Linked DNA regions of Homo sapiens: region 2 is linked to region 1. Evidence: chromatin contacts called from ENCODE Hi-C or POLR2A ChIA-PET data. All regions are on one chromosome and are shown on one strand. The core of a region is the stretch at or near the end of the contact, and the rest is flanking DNA. Distances in the headings are between cores, read along the strand shown.

What was found. Hi-C counts contacts between places; a loop is a spot of excess contacts on that map. ChIA-PET counts read pairs that join two places held with the same protein, here RNA polymerase II (POLR2A). Pooled maps may share reads with other maps.
Region 2: a loop to region 1 is called in a map of IMR-90, with 5 times the contacts of the local background. The contact joins two enhancer-like sites. A Hi-C loop is called at or near these places in 3 of 168 maps with a recorded cell type or tissue (IMR-90, mammary epithelial cell and sigmoid colon) and 5 of 50 pooled maps. POLR2A ChIA-PET finds 5 or more read pairs at or near these places in 4 of 52 experiments (AG04449, AG04450, MCF 10A and 1 more).

The regions. Positions count from the first base shown.
Region 1 is chr2:66,887,524-66,890,348 of GRCh38, reverse strand. No RefSeq gene overlaps it. Among named protein-coding and RNA genes, the nearest start is that of LINC01799, 16 kb to the left of the region's middle. Within about 2 kb of position 1,473, at least 7 of the 41 ENCODE cell types and tissues checked have a DNase peak (open chromatin) inside an H3K27ac peak, as active enhancers do; they include IMR-90, where a contact is called at or near this core.
Region 2 is chr2:66,839,415-66,842,239 of GRCh38, reverse strand. No RefSeq gene overlaps it. Among named protein-coding and RNA genes, the nearest start is that of LINC01799, 64 kb to the left of the region's middle. Within about 2 kb of position 1,464, at least 6 of the 41 ENCODE cell types and tissues checked have a DNase peak (open chromatin) inside an H3K27ac peak, as active enhancers do; they include IMR-90, where a contact is called at or near this core.

The DNA of each region.
Region 1 (2,825 bases), core at 224-2,723:
CCCCCCCACAAAAACTTTGAAAAATTTCAAGTGTTCCAAGTATTAGGAGTTTTTATGTTACCATACATTTTTCTGTAATGATCTCAACTGATCTTACAAGGCAGTTTCAACTTAAATATACTATAAATGTTGATACTTTGTAAAGGGTATGAGCAGGGGCAGGATTACTAGATAAAATATAGGACGTCCAGCTAAATTTAATTTTTACATAAACAATACATAATATTTTAGTATAAATATGCTTCAAATATTGCATAGAATGTAGCAATGCTAAAAGAAAGGATTTTTGGGTTTTTTAACCTGAAATTCAAATTTAACAAGGTGTTCTGTATTTTCACTTGGTAAATCTGGCCATCTTCAGAGTGTGTGTGGTGGGGGTTGGGAGTCGTGATGAATTTGGGAGATATGGCTGGGCAGAGAGGAGAAAGAAGGAGGTCTGAGTGATGGCCGAGATTGGGATAGATGCCCTGTGTGGAACCTATTGAATGGATCCACTTACAAAACTAAAATAAACAGTTTCTAATTGTTACGGCCTAAAAGTAAAAAGTTGTTTATAACCTGTGAGTAGGATCACTTTATGTCAACTTTAAATGATTTTAGAAGCCTGATGTCTGGATCCGGAAGTTGCCCTCCTGGGAAACTCTTTGGACTTGGGTAGTTCTAGCCCTGTGGTTTTTCAGTTGAGTGTCTTATATACAAACTAACCCTTGGTTCAACTGATAAGAAGTTAAACATTTCAGTAAACATGGGATAAAATTTCCCAAGACATCCTTGGGAAAAGGTATTTTTTGGAGGAAAGATCATGTCTAAGGAGGCTTTTATATACATTACACCCTGGAAATTGAAAGACATCTAATTCCCAGAGGTTTCTAGCTCCAGATAACTTGCACAATGCTAAGTTACAAAACCCTATCTGTATGAATGTGACTCAAGCTCATAAAAGTTTCCATCCCATCCAACTGGGGAAGCAACTTCAGAAAGCCTCCTTATTAGCTGCCAAAAATCTTCACCACATACGACCCACCCCCACTTTCTGCTTCTTCCAGGTCATTCACCACTAATGACTGCTATTAATGACTAAGCTATGCCAAAGACAGTATAAGAGGGGGTGGGGGTGGGGGGGGGGGGTTGCAGAGGACAAAAGTAAGCTTTAGGAGTCCCTGTTCTCAAATACATTTCCTTTCCTACTCTTGGACACCATCCTGAATTCCTCCAAGCAGTGCTGTTTAGATGTTTGGATTAGACTCCCAGTTTGCCAACTGCGCATCTGTTTCTCCCCCCACTAAGGGAATCAAGTGCAGGTTGGAAACAGCTCATGGACTATGTAAGAAGACAGGCCCCTGCAAATCAAGGCAGAGCCAAAACCATTAAGTCATTAGGTCTTGTGTTCTCAGGTTTTATAGCGCTCTTATTCACCAGCCATGGTGGAAGCCTTTCTGACGTGCTTCTGACCGCTCAAAGATAAGGTCACATGGCACCTCAGGCCTGTGTAGTGAGCACACAAGGCTCTTTCTTCCTTCCACAGGCAGTGCTGCCTGCGTGATCTGGGCTTATGTAGGAAATGAACTAGATGTTGTGATTTGAGTAGTACTGGGAAATTCTCTCCTTCCTCCTTCCTTTGCCTCCACCCAGCCACCAACTTACCCAAATATTCCAAATATCTTTCAGGTGACTGATATCTGATCCCAAAGCCATCTTGAACTGTCAAGAGTGCAAGTGAAATTCATGTTGGGGGATGTTCACCATTAGTTTAACATGACTCTCCCAGATTAAATGAAAACTCATAGGTTAAGAAAATGGCGACTATAACTCTTAAAGCTGTTGGTGTTTCCTAGAGAATCATCCACTGCCACTTCTTTAATAATTTCAAAATGCCTTACATTTATAAAGTGATCAATAATTATTTGCTTATTTGACAAAAAGAGATATAAAAAGAATGCAATAAAACATGCACTGGTAACCTCTCATATAGGATGGAAGACACATAGGTACTTACTTATTTCCTGACCAAATAAATATCAAGTATGTTATTTGACCAAGTTTGCCCAAAAATCTCTTCCCATTAATGTCTTGCCCTAACTCTCTTAGTGTTTCTGATATCTTTCATGTTCCTCTTAAAGTTTAAACAAACATCTCTGATTGTGTCAGCACCCACATGGGCAAAATAATTTCAAAATTATGTTTTAAAAAAATCTCAAAATTATTATTATTATTATTATTTGAGACAGAGTTTTCGCTCTTGTTGCCCAGGCTGGAGTGCAGTGGTGCGATCTCGGTTCACTGCAATGTCAGCCTCCCGGGTTCAAGCACTTCTCCTGCCTCAGCCTCCCAAGTAGCTGAGATTACAGGCACATACCACCATGCCTGGCTAATTTTTTTGTATTCAAGATTATTTTTTAAAAAACAATTTCAAATTCCTATTTGAGAAACAGAATAAGTTACAGCACACTTAAGGAAAAAACAACAGTAAAGTAGTGGGAGAAGTGGATCTGGAGAGCAGTCTTAGCCCTGCTGCTGCTGCTGCTGCTGCTACTGTTGGTGGTCGTGTAACGTATTGTCTAAACCAGACACTTGTGAGCGTGAAAGGAAGGTGCGAAGGCAAATTAAGCTGCAGCGACAGGAACTCAACAAACGAGGGTGCGAACTCACCCTCCAAGTCAGTTTCTCTCAGAAACTCAGTTTCATGGTCTATGAAATTCAGAGTAAGACAAAATGCAGTTCCTTCAACTCCAAAGCCTTTAGCTGAGAGCCAATTCTCATTTCTTCTTCCTAACTTCACATCTATTTTAAAATAGAAATGCATACTTTGTTTATTCATGTCTCCT
Region 2 (2,825 bases), core at 215-2,714, 48 kb after region 1:
AGTAATAAAAGATTAGATTTAGCTAAAATGCTTAGACAAATCAGGCATTAGCATTAGGAAATATTTAAAGCTAGCTTTGCTGAAAATGGAGAATATTAAGTATTATGAGAGCATTAGCTTCTCTAATGAGAAAAAACTAGATGCTTGGCGATTAGAGATTTTAAAAACTAGAAAATCAGGTTTATCAAAATCAAAATTACCCAGAGCCTAAATTATATCAGAGCCTCTAACAATGAATGGTGTTTTCAAGTGATATAGAAATATTTGGTACTCATTCTATTTCCATTACTGAGCTTGTAAACAAATTTGAGATTCCCTCCTTTAGCCTTGCCTAAATATAAACTATATATTTATTTTGGTGACAAAATACCTGAATAGCTATAAAAGTATTACAATCATCTACAAGACCAGGGCTAGATCAGGCCTGCAGAGGCGCTAAGCACAGAAACGCTTAAGGCCCCACCTTTCCCTCCTGCTGTGCATTTAAAATAAAAACACCAGTCTTAAATCACAAAACTAATATGTGTGCTACAACTAAAACATCTTCTCTCAGATTTACTCATTTTGGAATTCTAATATGTTTCTCAAAGGTGAGCGTTTCTCTTTCACATGAGTGAGTGGGCTCGCTTCCATGTGCTTTCCGGGTACCCTAAGTGAAGTCCGCTCTTCGGCGACTCCGCACTTTGAAAAAAAAAGCCTTGAAATGAAAGCAGTATAAGTTAATATCATCATCCAGGCTTTAAGAAGAAGAATATTTTGTCGGTTTTTGTTTTGTTTGATTCTTTGCTTTGTTTTTTAGTCTGTAGGTCAATCCGTAAATATCTACATCCCAATGCAACCTCATGAAGTACAAGTGTGAGATCGTACTGTAATTTAAGCATCTAGGAAACCCAAGCTTTCATCTGAAAAATTGCAATAACAAATGCAAAGATCCAGCACTTCCTTTGGATTGTTTAGTTAATTGTCATTCTTCCCCACTTCTACTGAAAATATACACCTAAGTCTAGAAAAGAAGAAATTTTGAGTAACAAGGCAGTGTGTTCAGACTCAGGGGGCCACTTTTCATTACGTACGGGACTTTTTTATGATCTACTTTCTACTTTTCTAAAGCTCCATTCAATCAATAAACATGGCTAGTGAGAGTAATAATTGTTTCTATTTATGCGACACTAAGTACTCATCAGTCTCTTATTTATGTTGTCTTAACTTCTTAAACTCTTCCAACTATTCTGTACAGTAGGTACTATTTTTAATCCTCATTTTCTAAGTGAGAAAACTGAAGTTTAGAGAGCGTAAGAAACTTATCCTGGTTAATGGTATAGCTGGGATTTGAACCTAGAAAGACTTCAGAACTGCTGACAAGGATTAGCGAAAGCAAACGTACTTTGAGTGTTCTGAATTACTTACTTTAAAATATTCTGTGTAAGCCAAGATTGCGAAATGTCCCTATTCTAGATTGTGTAAGAAAAAATAACTACTCCTATTAAAGAATAGAATTTCTCCTTCTAGCTTTAAGTTCATAGCTTGTTGTTTCATTTTCTCCATTATCAAGGAAATAGAGTAAAAAAAGTACTTATTGTGCAGCATGCGGGTCCTTGTTTGAATCTACTTGCCCTTCTTCCTTACTGAAAACCAGACTAAACATTTCTGAATGTCTGCATTTAAAAATTTCCAACAGTAATGAATCGACTGTACTTGGGTTGCTCTAGCCGGATCCCCTCACTGTTAGCAGGTCTAACCTTCTACTGATATAATTGCATCACCACACTCATGGCCTTTCTGGTCCTTTCCTTGGATTTTCCAATATAATTAAAGTCCATGTAAAGCACTGGCTGTTCTTAAAATTGTTGTTGGAAGACTGGCAAGAAGGCAACGAACTCTCAAGGCATCATATCTTAAAGGAACCTATAAATGAAATAGGTCAAGGATGAGGCACGTAAGTGGCTGGGAAAAAAAAAAATCTCCGTTTAGTTTATACAACTTCAGCTTCCCTGTCTGTCCAGATTCCATATAAGGAATAGCAACTTTTTGAGCCAGCAGGCCTGGACATATTTCTTGGCCTTATAACTCACAGTTCTAGACATTCCAAGGTAGAGGGTCATTCAAACTGAGTTGTAATTTCTTGTGTATATTTATTTCCAAAGTATCTAATGCATAGTTTCCCAGTGAAATCATAGATGAAGGCTAGGGGAATGCTAACTGGGTTGTTTTTCAAGCGTGCCTACAAGAGGCAGTCTAAAAGAACTGCTCTGAGCTTATCAAGCAGAAGTGCCAGATGAGAGCTGGACCACCATAGCAGGAGCTCTCACACCACTTTGCAGTTCACCTGAACTCCAGCTTTGTCTGGGAGATGATATAAGAAGAGAAGAAGGAGAAAAGACATTCATGAGATTTAAGGAATAAATTCCCCTATTGTCACTAGTAGAGTGACATGCATAACACACTAACCAGGTTGATAGGGTAGTGTGATAGAGTCCAACAAGAATGTGCTGGGAGGTCAACCATCGGTATTTAGGTGTCTCTTCCAAATCCCAACCACTTATCAGCAGAGCAGTCCTGAGCACACAAATGGCAACTTAGTGCTTGGATTGCCTTGTGTGTGAAAACAAGTGGGACAGAGGAAGATGGCAGCACATTCTCTTTGCATCTGACAGTCACCAAAAATTAGAAGTCAAATTTTTCATATTTGAGTTTTTTTTTGTACTTGCAAAGTGAACAAATAGTATATTTAGTTTTACATCTTTAGGTGAAAATTAGGAAGGCAGGACAGATAATAAAATGAGCACAGTTTTTAAAAAGATCTAGAGTTGATCGTTATTAACTTT